3 separate regions of the Homo sapiens genome follow, and regions 2 and 3 are each linked to region 1. A link is an interaction called in ENCODE POLR2A ChIA-PET data of the cell type or tissue named here. Cell type or tissue: GM12878. All regions are shown on one strand. Each heading gives the region's core, and the rest is flanking DNA. Links, peaks and the distances in the headings are about the cores only. Region 1 has its middle 41 kb from the start of NGRN. Region 2 overlaps MAN2A2 (mannosidase alpha class 2A member 2). Region 3 overlaps IQGAP1 (IQ motif containing GTPase activating protein 1).

What was found. ChIA-PET counts read pairs that join two places held together with the same protein. Peaks named below come from ENCODE experiments on the same cell type or tissue, not always from the same donor. Only the 100,000 strongest peaks of a DNase experiment are listed, where the experiment ranks them.
Region 2: POLR2A ChIA-PET joins it to region 1 with 6 read pairs; 1 of 35 experiments calls an interaction of 5 or more read pairs at or near these places.
Region 3: POLR2A ChIA-PET joins it to region 1 with 7 read pairs; 6 of 35 experiments call an interaction of 5 or more read pairs at or near these places.

The regions. Positions count from the first base shown.
Region 1 is chr15:90,304,155-90,309,607 of GRCh38, forward strand. No RefSeq gene overlaps it. Among named protein-coding and RNA genes, the nearest start is that of NGRN, 41 kb to the left of the region's middle. RefSeq lists an enhancer at 2,391-2,440. In GM12878, for the core only: a CTCF peak has its summit at 2,535; a DNase peak (open chromatin) is centred at 2,567; H3K4me3 peaks cover 373 bases; H3K27ac peaks cover 1,243 bases.
Region 2 is chr15:90,921,835-90,927,287 of GRCh38, forward strand. MAN2A2 (mannosidase alpha class 2A member 2) reads left to right here. Exons shown (of 23, transcript NM_006122.4): 23 at 1-745. Among named protein-coding and RNA genes, the nearest start is that of HDDC3, 8.0 kb to the right of the region's middle. In GM12878, for the core only: no CTCF peak of the experiment used is centred there; no DNase peak of the experiment used is centred there; H3K4me3 peaks cover 492 bases; H3K27ac peaks cover 2,384 bases.
Region 3 is chr15:90,477,720-90,483,172 of GRCh38, forward strand. IQGAP1 (IQ motif containing GTPase activating protein 1) reads left to right here. Exons shown (of 38, transcript NM_003870.4): 26 at 1-170; 27 at 4,241-4,381; 28 at 4,478-4,562. Among named protein-coding and RNA genes, the nearest start is that of CRTC3, 49 kb to the right of the region's middle. In GM12878, for the core only: a CTCF peak has its summit at 4,853 (motif pointing left); no DNase peak of the experiment used is centred there.

The DNA.
Region 1 (5,453 bases), core at 196-5,195:
CTGTAAATGGAAAATGTGTTTTACAGATTTGTTGTAAAAGTTATGTGAAATAATAAAAATCAAAGTGTATAGATTATAATATACTACAGACGGGCCGGGCATGGTGGCTCTCGGCTGTAATCCCAGCACTTTGAGGGGCTGAGGCAGACAGATCACTTGAGGTCAGGAGTTCGAGACCAGCCTGGCCAACACGGCAAAACCCCGCCTCTACTAAAAATACAAAAATTAGCCAGGCATGGTGGTTTGCCCCTGTAATCCCAGCTACTCCAGAGGCTGAGGTGGGAGAATCACTTGAACCCCGGAGACAGAGGTTGCAATGAGCCGAGATCATACCAAGGCACCCCATCCTGGGCAACAGAGCCAAACTCATCCCAAAACAAAACAAAACAAACAAACAAACAAACAAATGTATATATATACACACGCACCACAGACATACACACACACTGTGAAGTTGCATTTTTAAAGAATTTAATTTTCATAAATCTTAGTGCACAAACAAGTAAAGAAAACATTTTTTACCCTGTTGCATGTATCCTCCCTTTCAAACTAGACTCTAGCCTCCAGGGGTCCAAAGAGAATGAGATGACAGAGAGAATGTAAATAGAAACAAAAGAAGCTAAATCTTAGTGTTTGGGCTTCTAAGTATGGAGCCTCAAGTGATAATACGCAATTTTCTGAAGCACTTCTGTACATGATTTTCTCCTTGTGTGTGCTGACTTGACAGCTTAATTCACACACATAATACACACACACATACCTCACACACATAAATCTACCATATATATATATATACACAACTTACATAAGTGCTTCACACCCACTATATATCTAATTCCTTTTATAGGCATATGGCAATGAAAGCAGAAAATGTGATTCAAAAAATAGAAACCACTCTCATTTTCTTTAACTCTTTCCTTTAATTTTGGTCATTTAAAGCTTATAAATTTGACAGACTGTATTTTTAAAACAGACTATTTTTAAAACCTTTAATACTAGTCTCATACATGGTCTATTTCTATTGGTTTATAGTTTGTCAGCAAATTGTATTTTCTACCCATAGGTAAATGTAGCACTGTTCTGAGCACCAAGAAGACATAGGCAGGGAATAGACACTACCTTAGGATCAAGAGGAGACAAGACATGTAAACATGTCATTAGCTAAGTGTGTACATAAATCCAGTTCTGTCATTAAAGAGTAAATATGAGAGCAGGGAGATTTTCTGGTGGGTGGGCGATGATTGCTTTTTTCTTCCCCACGCTCTCCTGGCATTTTTCTCCCCTTCCTTGGGACTGGATTATAGAATGCAGGGGCAGGCCAGGAGCGATGGCTCACGCCTATAATCCCAGCACTTTGGGAGGCCAAGGCTGGTGGATCATGAGGTCGTGAGTTTGAGACCAGCCTGGCCAACGTCGCAAAGCCCCGTCTCTACTAAAAATACAAAAAAAATTAGCTGGGCCTGGTGTCGGGTGCCTATAATCCCAACTACTCGGTAGGCTGAGGCAGGAGAATCTCTTGAACCCAGGAGGCGGAGGCTGCAGTGAGCCGAGATCGTGCCACTGCACTTCAGCCTGGGCGACAGAGCAAGACTCCATCTCAAAAAAAATAATAAAGAATGCAGGGGCAGTTCAGCTTATACATCATGGGCATAAACAATGGCCACTAATTGAAATGGTAGTTTGAAGCTAGCCAGAAATAGCTCTTCACAAAAGAGATCAAGTCTTACTCTGTAAAAAGAGAGTAAAAGCTGAGAAAATATTTCTGAACTAAGTTCACCTTACACAAAGAACATATCCAGAGTTCTAGAATATATGGATATGCTAGGGGAAGAAATACAGATGCAGGCAATCCCCTCTCCTCAATCAGAGGGACAAAGGGTGGAATATGATCTCTGTTCTAAGGCCGTTTGCACTTTCTGTTCATCCTTACCCACTTGTGATGTGTTGTTGTGGTGGTTGTTTCTCAGCAAATGCTCTTAAGTCTGTTACGTAACCTTTCTAAGCACTTTACACATATGAACTGATTTGACTCACATAATAATCTTCTGGGATAAGAACTATTAGTATCATTCCCACTTGACAGATGCAGAAACCGAGGACCTGAGAGATTCCATAAGTCTCCCTGGCAAATTGGATTCAGCCCCAGGAAGTCTGGCTTCTTGGCCTACATTCTTGACTATAAAAGTTGCACTGTCTCTTTAGCTGAAGGGTGAACTTAGGCATTTGAACAGCCAAGGGGTTGTGGGTAGAGTGAAAAAAGAAAGGAAAGGCTTTGAAAGTTATCCTGTTGTTTGAAAACACGAAAAGAGAAGAGAAAAAGAAGGAGAGAGCCTGGAATAGCTGTGAGAAGGCAATAGAAGAAGTGGAAGAACAGGAAATGGAAGAAAAAAAGCAAAGAGAAATTGACCTTGTCCCTGCTAGGGTCCAAATCTAACGGCTTGCTCGGGCTGGAGGGGCTAGAAGTGGGTGTCTCTGCTTTCAAGCAGCGCATTTAACTTCACCGGCTTTCCCCAGGCTGTCTCTGCAGCAACCCACACGAGGGCCTCTTTTCACAGCAATTATGAAAGTGATGGTGGGAGGAAGTACAGCTCACTTATTGAGGTTAAAAAGCCACCCAAGTAAAAGCATTAACCCAGTAGTAAGATTAAATTCCTGGCCCCAAAGGGAAATTATCAGGAGGTGTCCTTTACCATGTGTGAAATGGAAACAGTTTCCTCTCTTGGGCAAAATAACCAATTGCTGTGGGAGGCGGAAATCAATGCAGTGTTTGGTGAAAACTTGGGTTTCTCTGATGAGTTCTGTGAAACGCTAACGTCTAACAGGGGTTGTTCAGTCTATCCAATAACATTTTCTTCCCGTGACCTTGGATCTTAACGTTGGCTCCGCTCATAAATGACTGTGGAATGGGAATGAGAGAGTAAGCTCTTGACAGCTACAGGGAAATGCACTTCTAAAGAACTTGGTATAAGAGGGAAAATGAGATGGTCCTCCAAGAGCTAAACAACAAGATCAATACATATTGTATGGAGCAGAGATGTGCAAAGTCATCATGTTGAACATTCTGACTTGTTGAACATGTTGAACAATCTGATTGAGGATAATAACACAGCTAAAGGAATAATAGTCAATTTAAGGTAGAGTTTGATTCCATGAAAGAAGAAAAAGGAGAGAGAAGTAAATGCATGTATTCTGTATATATATTGAGAGTCTGCTAAGCACTGTGCTAAGGGCATGAACAAATTCTACTCCTGCCTTTTTGGGGTTCCAGAGCAGGCTGACAGGGTCCATCTAAGAACAGCTCAGAAGAAAAAAATGCATCTTCGTCAAAGATATCCAGTATCCTGGCCAAGAGCAGTGCCTGCCGTTTTTGTAGACGCTGTTATTCTTTTTCCCATATTCCCATCTCAGGCTCATAGATGAGGGAACTTCTCCCCATCTGACTTGCAGACCATTTTAGGGAACACTTGGATGGACACGTACTCTCTCGCTTTCCCTCCTTTCATTCTTCTCTCCCCAGGATAAGAGTAGCTAATCTGACTCAAGACAGCATATCACCCATGTGGCCTCACATGTCAGAAGGGGTTGATTATGGAGTTGGGGCACTGCTTGTGCATGGCACACTTTTTTGCCTTCTTTGATTGGCCTGCCCAGTCTCAGGGCCCTTGCACCCCAGCTCCTCAGCTGGCTTCCTTTTGCTTTCCTTCTGCTCCAGCTTCTCACAGTGCATCCAGGCAGGCAAGTCACGTTGGCCCTGCCCTCTCTTCAGTCTAGGTGAGGTATCAAAGGCCAGTACTTTGGCTCAACCCCAAGTTGAAGTCTCTAGCTCTGAGCGCTGGAGCTTGGGGGGCACAGCCTACCACACTCATCTCCAGAAAGTTCCCTGGGTCTGGTCTCCTTCTCATCAAGAAACTATGTAGGTAAAAGGTAAAGATTGGTAAGCCTCACTTCAAGCCATTCTTACTAGATAACATTAAACCTTTATAGTCACCTCCCATCCCCCTTTCTACATCAACATTCACCAGGCAAAATTCTAACTGGGTTATGAGTTCACATGGGCTGGTCAGGTTGGCTCCAGTGGTCCAGGCTGTGTCACAGTTATTGTCATCATAGGTTAATCAGGAGGCATTCTGGTTGTCCACACCTCCACTGGATGACATGACCCGTATCCGAGATACCAGCTCTCAGCTTGTTGACAAAAGTGGGTGTCTGAACCTGCAGAGCTACAGAGGGTTCAAGTCACCAAGTTCATGGAATCCCACGAGCCTTGTGCTTGGACCACCCGCTTATCTTTCCCTTTAACTCCCCAAAACCAATACCCGCTGTCCTTTGATGTGTAAAACTTCCACAAGAACAACCTTGTAAGATGTTTGAGAAGATGAAAGATAATGCAGGAGAGCCCCTAATAGGGTGCCTGACAGCCAGTAGACAATAACCATGGGAATTGCTGCTGCTGCTATTTATTAATATTTTGGAGATAAGTATATATATATAGATGTATATCTATATATGTATATCTATACATATATTTATCTATTTTAAAAGGAATAATAATTATTATTTATTATATTTATTGATTATAATTATTATATATACTTATATATTATTAGTATTATTAATATATTAATATTATATAATTGTGTTTATTATATTTATTGCAATTATTTATAATTATATTTACTTATTTAATTATAGATAATTATTTATAATTAAATACATATAATTATTTATCATTATTACTCCTTTTAAGATACATAAGATAAATATATATATTTACACATATATGTATTTACACACATATATAAACAATATATATATATGTGTGTGTCTCAAATTATTCTTAAAAGGAGTAATAAATAATTACTGTCCATAAGAAGTAGGAGAAATTATTTCCCAATGTACCTAAAGACAGTGAGGTAGCAGTTAGGCCACAGTAGTTCTAAGGGCCTGCCATTCCCTACTCTCTTATCACTCTTGCAATTACTTGGTCTGAATGGCTCTATCTAGCCCAACTCCCTAGCTGACTGTTCATCTTCCAAATTATACCCAGGTGTCATCTGCTTTAAAGTGGCATGCATTCATGATTTGACTCAATATCTAATTCTAGCCCTGTGAAGCACTGGCCCTGATTATAAATCCCGCACGTGCAGGCATTCGTGGTCCCTGTGGGTGCACAAGATCAGGGAACATTCCCAGCTACCTTTTCATTAACTCCTCAGAGGCATTCATGAATGCTCGCAACAGCAGGGCCTTTAAGCCTTTCTGATAAATAACCACAGCAAGAAGTGTACACCCAACGCACACACGTGCACATGCACGCACATACACACACATACACCTACAGGACTGAAACAGAAGCCTTATAAAACACTACTTACTCTTAAAATGTAGACTAATTCAAAAGTCTATTTTTTTAATACGGGCTAAGATTCACTAAATTGATTTCAAAACCTACT
Region 2 (5,453 bases), core at 159-5,158, 620 kb after region 1:
CATCAACCTGGGAGGCGGAGGTTGCAGTGAGCTTAGATCATGCCACCATGCCACTGCACTCCAGCCTGGGTGACACAGCCAAAAAAAAAACCACTAAGTTAGATCTCTACCTCACAGTGTCCATACAAATTAGTTCCAGAGGGAAGATATACCACAAAATTACTCAAAAATTTTTATACCTCTGGTGTGGGACGGTCTTTTCTAAACTTTAACATGAGACTTAAAAGATATAATAAGGGAAAAGATAAGCAGATTTCGCAACCAAAAAATATCGAAAGTCTCTGTGTGATGGAAAACATCAAGGTTAAAACACAAATGACAGATATGGAAGAAAATATTTGCAGCACATAAAAAAATCAACGAGTACAATTACTTTAGGAGAAAAGCTTGCTTCAGGGTCCTTAGAGAAAGTCACTGGGGCCTGCCAAGCTGCCACCTAAAGACAAGAGTGAGAGGGCTGAGTTCTTCCAGGTCATCAGAGTTGTTGCTGCCCGTATTAGGCCACACAGTGGAACCCCATTTATATCATAGCAGAAGAAATAGGATTATCAATGTGAACTGCTTAGCATGGTGCCTGGTATATACGAGAGCTCCACAAATGTGAGCTATAATCCTACTAGTAAAGGATGCTAAGCAGTTCCACTGTGGCAGGTGTCATTTGCTAGTAGAATTTGTAATCAAACAATAGGAGGGGAATCTGTGAACGCCTAGAAAATGAGCAGAATAAAGGATATTATCTTTGGAAGTCTTAGATGTGCAATGAAATTATTTGTCTGACAGAAACGAATGCTGAATTCTATTTACTTAAGCCTTTAAAATGACTTAAGGCAGTCCGGGCACGGTGGCTCATGACTGTAATCCCAGCACCTTGGGAGGCCAAGGTGGGTGGACCACCTGAGCTCAGGAGTTGGAGACCAGCCTGGACAACATGGCGAAACCCCATCTCTACCAAAAAAATACAAAAATGAGCCGGGCGTGGTGGTGTGTGCCTGTAATCCCAGCTACTCGGTAGGCTGAGGCAGGAGAATCACTTGAACCTAGGAGGCAGAGGTTGCTGTGAGCCAAGATTGCGCCATTGTACTCCAGCCTGGGTGACAGAGCGAGACTCTGTCTCAAAAACAAAAAAACAAAAAAAAAAAACATAAAATGACTTAAGGCAGCATGGCTCAAGGTGTGATTCAGAATCACCAGAACTGCCATTGAAAGTACAGGTTTCTGTTCTGACTAGGGCTTCTTCAGCCTGGAGGCTGCAGTGCAGATGCGTAGGGCAGAGCCACAGCTGCCCTGAGACTGCTGTGTCATAGGAGATAGGAGCAAGAAACAAAAGCTGACTTCAGTGCACAGGGGGATAAAGGCAGATTCCTGGGTACAACCTTTGAACTGGTTTCTGGGAGTAGAGGCCAAATAATTTGCATTTTTAACAAGCTCCCAGGTGATTCTTGTGCATGCATAATTTGGAAATGGCCCAACTTTTAAAGCAAGCAGCAACCCTTTACCACAGAGCTGTGGTACTGAGGCCTCACGGTTTGTTTGTTTGTTTTTTTTTTTTTTGAGACAGAGTCTTGCCTTGTTGCCCAGGATAGAGTGCAGTGGCACAATCTCGGCTCACTGCAACCTCCGCCTCCTGGGTTCAAGCAATTCTCATGCCTCAGCCTCCCAAGTAGCTGGGACTATAGGCGTGCACCACCATGCCTGGCTAATTTTTGTATTTTTAGTAGAGACAGGTTTTCACCATGTTGGCCAGACTGGTCTTGAACTCCTGACCTCAAGTGATCCGCCTGTCTCGGCCTCCCAAAGTGCTGGGATTACAGGCGTGAGCCACTGCGCCCGGCCAGCCTCACAGTTCTGAGGGTTACCATCAAAATGAACCAGGACATGACAGAAGCCATTTCAACCACTGGAGACGGATCGGATTCTATTCCTACATTTACTTGGAACCATCCAGCTTTCATGAAGAAGGAAGGGCTGTATGGCCAGTTGGAACCACAGAGAGAAAGGCTCCAGTTGAACCACTTAAGAGCTGGTCCTCCCATGCAGGGCGAGCCAGCCCAGACAGTGTCCTCATATGGCTTGCCTCAGGGTAGGTAAAACATAAAACCTCGACCACTTGTGCAGAGAGAGCAGCATCTTTAATTTGACCTGAACCTGACTTGCTTACCTTGCTCTGTCACTGGGGCATCTGTGCACTCACGGAGGGGGAAAATCAGTCTAGGATGGTGGGAATGAGGCTTACCATCCACAATAGAGATCTCTGAACAAAATCTTTGTTCTTCCCTAACAAAAAAGTGTGTGAAGGACAAACACTTCAAGGGCTCATTCTCATTCTCATTCTCATAGTGAGAAGAGATAAGACAGAGACCAGATCCTTCGCAACAACCCTCAATTTTACTTAGGGTCAGTGAGAAATCAATTCAGATGGTAACAGTACCCAGGACCAGCTGGGTCTGCAGTTGGCTCCTGACTCCTGACATTCTGGCTCCTGACTTTGGACCTCCCTAGTTGAGAATAAACCTGAACTAAAAATCCATGTAGTTAGGTAGTCTGGGCACAGGAAACCAAAGTGGGGTTGGAGATGCGGACTCTGTCATTCTGAATGTGACAGAGTTGAAGATTTGAGACACAGCATTGAGTGTGGAGACCTAGAGAAGGCCCCTCAGTGGAGTAGGAAGGACTGGGGTTTCCCAGTCAGCATGCCTCCCGCAAGTTTGAATATTTGTGTCCCTCTCAAATTCATACTGAAACTTAACCTCCAATGCAGCATATTAAGAGGTGGGGCCTTTAGAAGGTGATTAGGTCATGAGAGCTTCTCCCTCGTGAATAGGATTAAGGCCCTAATGAAAGAGGCTTCACACAGCCTGCCTTTTTTACTGTGTGAGGATGCAGTGACCACCTTGGAAGCAAAAAGCAGCCCTCGCTAGACACCGAACCTGCCAGCACCTTCATCTTGGACTTCCTGCTTCTAGAACTGTGAGAAAACGAATTTCTGTTCTTTATAAATTACCCAGTCTCAGGTATTTTTGTCATAACAGCACAGACTAACATACCTAGAGACTTGCATTCCAACTAGAGGCGCAAGCACACCTATAATTCTGCCCTCTCAACTCCTAATGCCAGAGATTGCTAAATAAATACTAAAAATGTAAAAACAGGCCGGGCACAGCCCAGCACTTTGGGAGGCCGAGGCAGGCAGATCACCTGAGGTCAGGAGTTCCAGACCAGCCAGACCACCATGGCGAAACCCCATCTCTACTAAAAAATACAAAAATTAGCCGGGTGTGGTGGTGGGCGCCTGTAATCCCAGCTACTTGGGAGGCTGAGGCACGAGAATCACTTGAACCCAGGAGGCAGAGGTTGCAGTGAGCTGAGATCTTGCCATTGCACTCCAGCCTGGGCAACAGAGCAAGACTCCATCTCAAAAAAAAAAAAAAAAAAAAAAAAAAGAAAGCAAAAACTGTCAAACTCAAAATAAAGGAAATCTTCTTTGACAAAGAATGGAGAGAATAATACAGCCATTAGCAGAGGCTGAGGCTATACAGCTTGAGAGAAGTAGAGACTAGTTCAGGATGGTAGGTGCTGGGACTTCAAAGTCCACGTGGGACAGGTAACCAAGTGTAACCTAGGAACGTCAAGGGACCAGAACCAGACTCTGAGAGGTACACAGGCAGGAAAAATGTAAGTTGCAAACAAAAACAGGATGACATGCAAGCAATCTAAAAAAATACTTTAAAAAATATATATGTGCAATCACCAAAGAGCTAAAGATATTCAGTCTTGCAATGAGAAACTGACTGAAAAGAAGCAAATAAGATTTTACAAATTATACATGCTGGAAATGTAAAAATACAATTATTGAAATATACTCTATGTATGGTATAAGCCCTAGACTGGAGGCAGATGACATAAAAATTTAGCAGGTCTGGAAAACAACTGAGGAATCACCCAGAATGCACCACAGTGATAAAAGAAATATAAAAAAGAAGCTAAGACAGATGGAGGATAGACTGAGAAGCTTTGGCATAATGTTTCATAGCAGTTTTAGAAAAAAAGACTAGTGAGAATACAGGGATGAGAAAACAAAGACGGTGAATTTTTCAGAACTGAAGAAAGATGTGAGATCTCAGAATCAAAGAGCTCATTAAGTTCCAAGAAAGGTACATTTAAAAAAAAAGGCCAGGCCGGGTGCGGTGGCTCATGCCTGTAATCCCAGCACTTTGGGAGGCCGAGGCGGGTGGAACATGAGGTCAGGAGATCGAGACCATCCTGGCTAACATGGTGAGATCCCGTCACTACTAAAAAAATACAAAAAAATTAGCTGGGCCAGGTGGCAGGCGCCTGTAGTCCCAGCTACTCAGGAGGCTGAGGCAGGAGAATGGCGAGAACCCAGGAGGCAGAGGTTGCAGTGAGCCGAGATCGCACCACTGCACTCCAGCCTGGGTGACAGAGCAAGACTCCATCTCAAAAAAAATAGATAGCTGGGCGCGGTGGCTCACCCCTGTAATCCCAGCACTTTGGGAGGCCGAGGCGGGCGGATCATGGGGTCAGGAGATCGAGACCATCCTGGCTAACATGGTGAAACCTTGTCTCTACTAAAAGTACAAAAAATTAGCCGGGCATGGTGGCGGGCGCCTGTAGTCTCAGCTACTTGGGAGGCTGAGGCAGGAGAATGGCATGAACCCGGAGGCAGAGGTTTTAGTGAGCCGAGATCGCGCCACTGCACTCCAGCCTGGGCGACAGAGTGAGACTCCGTCTCAAAACAACAACAACAACAACAAACAAACAAATAAATAAATAAACAGGCCAGGTGCAGTGGCTCATGTCTATAATCCCAGTACTTTGGGAGGCCAACGTGGGCAGATCACTTGAGGTCAGGAGTTTGAGACTAGCCTGGCCAACGTGGTGAAACCCTGTCTCTACTAAAAATACAAAAAAACCCAAAAACCAGAAAAATCAAAATGTAGCGGGGCATGCTGGTGTGTGCCTATAGCCTGTAATCCCAGCTACTTGGAAGGCTGAGGCAGAAGAATCGCTTGAACCTGGGAGATGGAGGTTGCAAATAGCCAAGATCATGCCACTGCACTTCATCCTGAGCGACAGAGCACGACTCCGTCTCAAAAAAATTAAAACAATTTAAAAAACCTCGTGTAGATATATTGCAAATTACGTAAGATAAAACCTAAAGGCCAGGCACGGTGGCTCACGCCTGTAATTCCAGCACTTTGGGAGGCCAAGGTGGGTGGATCACCTGAGGTCAGGAGTTTGAGATCGGCCTGGCCCACATGGCAAAACCCTGTCTGTACTAAAAATACAAAAATTAGCTGGGCTGGTGGCATGCGCCTGTAGTCAAAGCTACTCAGGAGGCTGAGGCAGAAGAATAGCTTAAACCAGGGAGGTGGAGGTTGCAGTTAGCTGAGATCATGCCACTGCACTCCAGCCTTGGCAATAGAGTGAGTGGG
Region 3 (5,453 bases), core at 249-5,248, 170 kb after region 1:
ATGGTTGTAAGTTTCAACCGTGGTGCCCGTGGCCAGAATGCCCTGAGACAGATCTTGGCCCCAGTCGTGAAGGAAATTATGGATGACAAATCTCTCAACATCAAAACTGACCCTGTGGATATTTACAAATCTTGGGTTAATCAGATGGAGTCTCAGACAGGAGAGGCAAGGTATGTTAACCATAATGACACTTTTCTTTCATGTTGTTATAGTCTTTCCCTCTTTTTTCCCCTCTCTTTATTTATAAACTAATATTAGTTCAAATAGTTTTTCTTTTCTTTTCTTTTTTTAGACAGAGTTTCACTCTTGTCGTCCAGGCTGGAGTACAGTGGCATAATCTCAGCTCACTGCAGCCTCCACCTCCCAGGTCTAAGCAATTCTCATGCCCCAGCCTCCCGAGTAGCTGGGATTACAGTTGCACGCTACCACACCTGTCTGATTTTTGTATTTTTAGTAAGACTGGGTTTCACCATGTTGGCCAGACTGGTCTCGAACTCCTGACCTCAGGCAATCCATCTGCCTCGGCCTCCCAAAGTGCTGTGATTACAGCTGTGAGCCACCACACCCAGCCTCAAATAGTTTTTCTTTAGAAAACTGTGCTTTCTAAGTTGTTGACCTAGTAATAAATTCACTTATTTAGCAAATATTTATTGAGTATTAACTATGTGCCAGGCATTGTGTTAGAGATGTGTACAGTAATGCAATAATGAGTGAAACAGACATGCTTCCTGCCCTCTCTTCATAGTTCATTGGGTGGAAGAGACACCAACCAGGTACATAAAAATAAAAGCATAATTAAACATTGAAGAAAGTTTTATGAAGTTTTATGTACGGTTCTTTAATGGAGACTTTATAAGAGGGAGCTAACATAAGGTGGTTAGGGAAAGCCTATCCCGGAAGATAAAATTTCATTTAGCTGAGGCCCTAAAGCTAAGATGAACCCAGCCTTACTAAGAGCTAGGTGCAGAGTGTTTATGTCTGAACACTCTAAGCTGGAGGGTGTAGGACTTAAATGGACCCTGGCATAACTAGGGATACAGTTGAATGAGAAGGTTCATATAGATTGGGTGAGATCACTGTGTTTCATTAAAGGAAAAAGAAAACGGTGTGGAGTGAGCTTCCCTGAAATATCGTGAGTTGGGCTAATTAAATTAACGTATTACAGGAGATAGCTGAGCTAGGGCCATAGCGTAACCACCAACATTCATTTATCTAAAGCAAAAGTGTGCCAATCAAATATTGGTAATGCTGGGAAAAGGGAGTTCAGAATGCCAAAACGTTTCTGGTTTTATTTGTCTTGGGTGAGGACCCAGAGGGGTGGGAGATGGAGGTGTGAGCAGCATGGTCTGTTGTGGTTTTTTCTTGTTGTGGAGTAGAGTTAGATCATGCATGAAGCTCTCTGGGCATAGGTGGAGTAGCAGCTGTCCACACCATTGCTATTCAAAGTGTGGTTTGCACACCAGTAATGGAAAATCATCTGTGCACACTGTTTAGTTTAACTGATACTTTTTTTTTCATAGCAAGATTTTCTTAATGAAGGAAGTAATGTATTGATTTACATTCTGACTCATTGTCTTTATCTTGTCTTTGATCAGTTTGTAGACTGGCACTGGTCCACACTTTGAATAACACTATTCTTCATTCTACTTTCCATGTACCCGGATGCCAGGCAAACAGGGAGTTTTACGCTGGGTGGAGAACGGAACATTCTGCTGACTCCTTGAAAGGGCTTATCTCACCAGCCATGGTAGCTCACGACTGTAATCCCAGCTCTTTGGGAGGCTGAGGTGGGAGGATTGCTTGAGCTCAGGAGTTTGAGACCAGCCTGGGTAACATAGGGATACCTTGTCCCTACTTAAAAAAAAAAAAAAAAAAAATTAGCTGGGTGTGGTTGTGCACACCTGTAGTTCCAGCTATTCCAGAGGCTGAGGCAGGAGGATAGGTTGAGCATGGGAGGTTGAGGCTGCAGTGTGCCTTGATGGCGCCACTGCACTCCATCCTGGTTGACAAAAAAAGAAAGAAGGGGCGTTTCCTTATTAGGAATCATTTGGCATCTGATTGGTTCTCAGTACCATGTAGGTCTGTTATCAGGACTCAGATCATTGCAAAAGTCTTTTTAATTTTTTTGCCTGCATACCTGAGGCCCACATCCAGGAATGTGGTCAGCCAAGTGCAATACTTGTCTGGGAAGTTTTGCCTGCAACCCAGGGCATTCCTTGCCGATAGCCCCATGTACACTGGCTCCGGGCTTCTCAGTTATTTCCTCTGATGGTCCATGAGTCAGTCATTTTCAGATCCAAAGCCCGCTGGACATTTCAGGATTGGTTTTCTTGTGGGTACCTATAAGAAACTGGTGTCTTATTTTGCCTTTCATAAAATGGAAATTGAGCCAGGCATGGTGGCATGCACCAGTAGTCCCAGTTGCTCAGGAGGCCAAGACAGGAAGATCGCTTGAGCCCAGGAGTTTGAGCACTGCCTGGGCAATGTAGACCCCATATCTTAAAAAAAAAAAAAAAAAAAAAGGAAATTGATTTGAACTCTTTTTAAGATACCAGTGACTGTGAGGGATGGTGGTGTGGTGGGGATCTGTCCTGCAGGTAAGCATCACAGGTCCCTTAGCTTTCTTCTTTTACTTCAGCCACCATACACGTAGCAAACTGGAATCTTGTCACCTCTTGGGAATGTTCTTTCCTAAAATCTCAAAGTTAATGTTCTGTTCTATCACCAACGTTTTTTAGCATATTGATTCCCTTGCTGGTTACTACTTTTAAAACTCATATAAATAATAAAATATACAATATTCTTTATTGTTAAGTTCCATGTATTTATTTATTTCTCATAGAATGTTTCTGTTGATTTTTGCAGAATTTTTGTGTTCATAGTCTACCAATTTTAATTTAGCCATGCTATGACAAATGAAGAGGGGTATCCCTATCTACTTGTATTTTTCTTTTTGTTGTTGTGGTTGAGACAGAGTCTCGTTCTGTTGGTCAGGCTGGAGTGCAATGGTGTAATCTCAGCTCACTGCAACCTCTGCCTCCCTGGTTCAAGCGATTCTGCTGCCTCAGCCTCCCGAATAGCTGGGATTACAGGCATGCGCCACACGCCTGGCTAATTTTTGTATTTATAGTAAAGATGGGGTTTCTCCATGTTGGCCAGGCTGGTCTCAAACTCCTGACCTCAGGTGATCCACCCGCCTCGGCCTCCCAAAGTGCTAGGATGACAGGCGTGAGCCACCACACCCGGCCTCTACTTGTATTTTCTAAGGCTGCCATAACAAATCACCTCAAATTGGGTGGCTTAAAACAACCGAAAGTCATGGTCTCACAATTGTGGAGGCCAGAAATTTGAAACCATTATCATGAAGTCGAGGTGCTGGAAGAGCCACGCTCCCTGCAGAGGCTCTAGTGGAAACTCTGTTTCTTGACTCTTAGAGCTTGTGGTGACTGTTGACATCCCTCAACTTGTGGCTGTGTGGTTCCAGCCTCTGCCTTTGTGGTCACATTGCCTTCTCTTCCCCTTCTGTGTGTACCAAAGCTCTCTCTGCCTCTTTTTTTTTTTTTTTTTTTTTTTTTTAAGACAAGGTCTTGCTCAAGCAGTCCTCCCACCTCAGCCTTCCTAGTAGCTGGGAATGCTAGCATGTGCTGCTGTGCCTGGCATAGCACTCCTATCCTTGAAGACCTCCTTCTGGTTTCTAACAAAGTCCAGATTTGTCAGTATCATATACGGGGTCTGTCATGGCCTGCTCCCTGTCTGCTTTTCCACTGTCATTTCTCCTGTCTCCCCTTCCTTCCTAGAAGACTCTTCCTCTCCTTTTTTCCTGAGTTCAAGCATCCCTTCGTTTTGGAAGCTTTCCTTGCTTTTTCCATTCTGAGTTGAAGCCCTTTCCCTATGGTCCTGTGGCACTTTTGGTGAACTGATTTACAGCACAATAGGTTTATAATCATCTGTTTGTGTGTCGCTCCCACCAGACTGTAAAAGACTGAAGAGAAGGTGTCATGTCTTGTATAACTTTTATTCCCAAGTGCCTGTTATTGTGCCTGGCACACAATTCAGGCACCTGATTCACAGTTAAAAACCTGCGTTCAGATTCTAGACTTATCACTTACCAGCCCCGTGAGGATGAGCTTAAGCTATCTAATATTTCTGGGTCTTATAGTTTATGAAAGATAAGACACTTGCTTCAGGCTGTTCCTGGCTGTTAGTCTAACATAGTTGGGTATAATTTCTGTCTTCCCAGCAAACTGCCCTATGATGTGACCCCTGAGCAGGCGCTAGCTCATGAAGAAGTGAAGACACGGCTAGACAGCTCCATCAGGAACATGCGGGCTGTGACAGACAAGTTTCTCTCAGCCATTGTCAGCTCTGTGGACAAAATCCCGTGAGTGCCATCAGTTGTCATGACCCCCAGTAGAACCCAGCACTAAGTGCCTTTCTGCTCCTTGGCCCTTCTCACTAAGTTTTGTCCATCCCGCAGTTATGGGATGCGCTTCATTGCCAAAGTGCTGAAGGACTCGTTGCATGAGAAGTTCCCTGATGCTGGTGAGGATGAGCTGCTGAAGGTAAGAATCTCATAGCCGGCAGACTCCTGCCCTTTGAGGACAAAGCAATAAAACCAGGGCTGACCATAGATCATTACTAACTGCCTAAGTGTAGGTTCTGGCAGTAGCTTACCATTGATTGTGAGCTTTTGAAAGCAATTGTAATTGGTAAATGGTACCTCTCTTAGGATGAAACACTTCCTATAGTTTGGCACACAAACATCAAACAAGTAGAAAGATGGATTTTTCCTGTTTTCAGATGAGTTTCTTTGAGTCCTATCTTTTCGCTGTAGTATTGTTCCCTCTGCTGGTGACCTGGCGAATAGTAGCAGGCACAGTTGTTTCTGCTAAGGCTGTTGCTGATAACTCTTTCTTACTCAGCTATGCTCTTCTCTTTTCTTTTTTTTTTTAATCTGAATGCTTTTTTCTTCTCTCTCCTAGTTCTGTGCTTTCCTACAGTGAGGCCTCGATTCTAGACTTTCTGTTCAGGTGAATTAATTTTATTTCTTCTGAATGAAACTCTAGGGGAAATGCTGTGACTGCCCCTGAATTCTTCTGTGGAAGAGATGTGTGTTAAGTGAATTTAATTTCAGAGGCATGAACTTGGCCTTTGAAGTCTGCAGCATGAGAATGTTGGGAGGTGGGGTTACTCTATGCTGATTGGGTCATGTTAAGGAATTTAGCTATGTTTGTTAGCTTTTTATAAGGAAAGCCCATCTACATGAAAGTACAAAGTGCATGTGGGTGACAGCAGCCTTATTTGCTACCATGATATGTGAACAAAAGATGCCCTGAAATACTTAATAACAGACTTTAAGTGTGTCATTTTTACCTTCTGAATCTGCTCTTTCATTAACTACTGGCAGTAGTTTTCAGTTCTGTTCTCATTGTTTTCCTGTATTGAACAAAGGG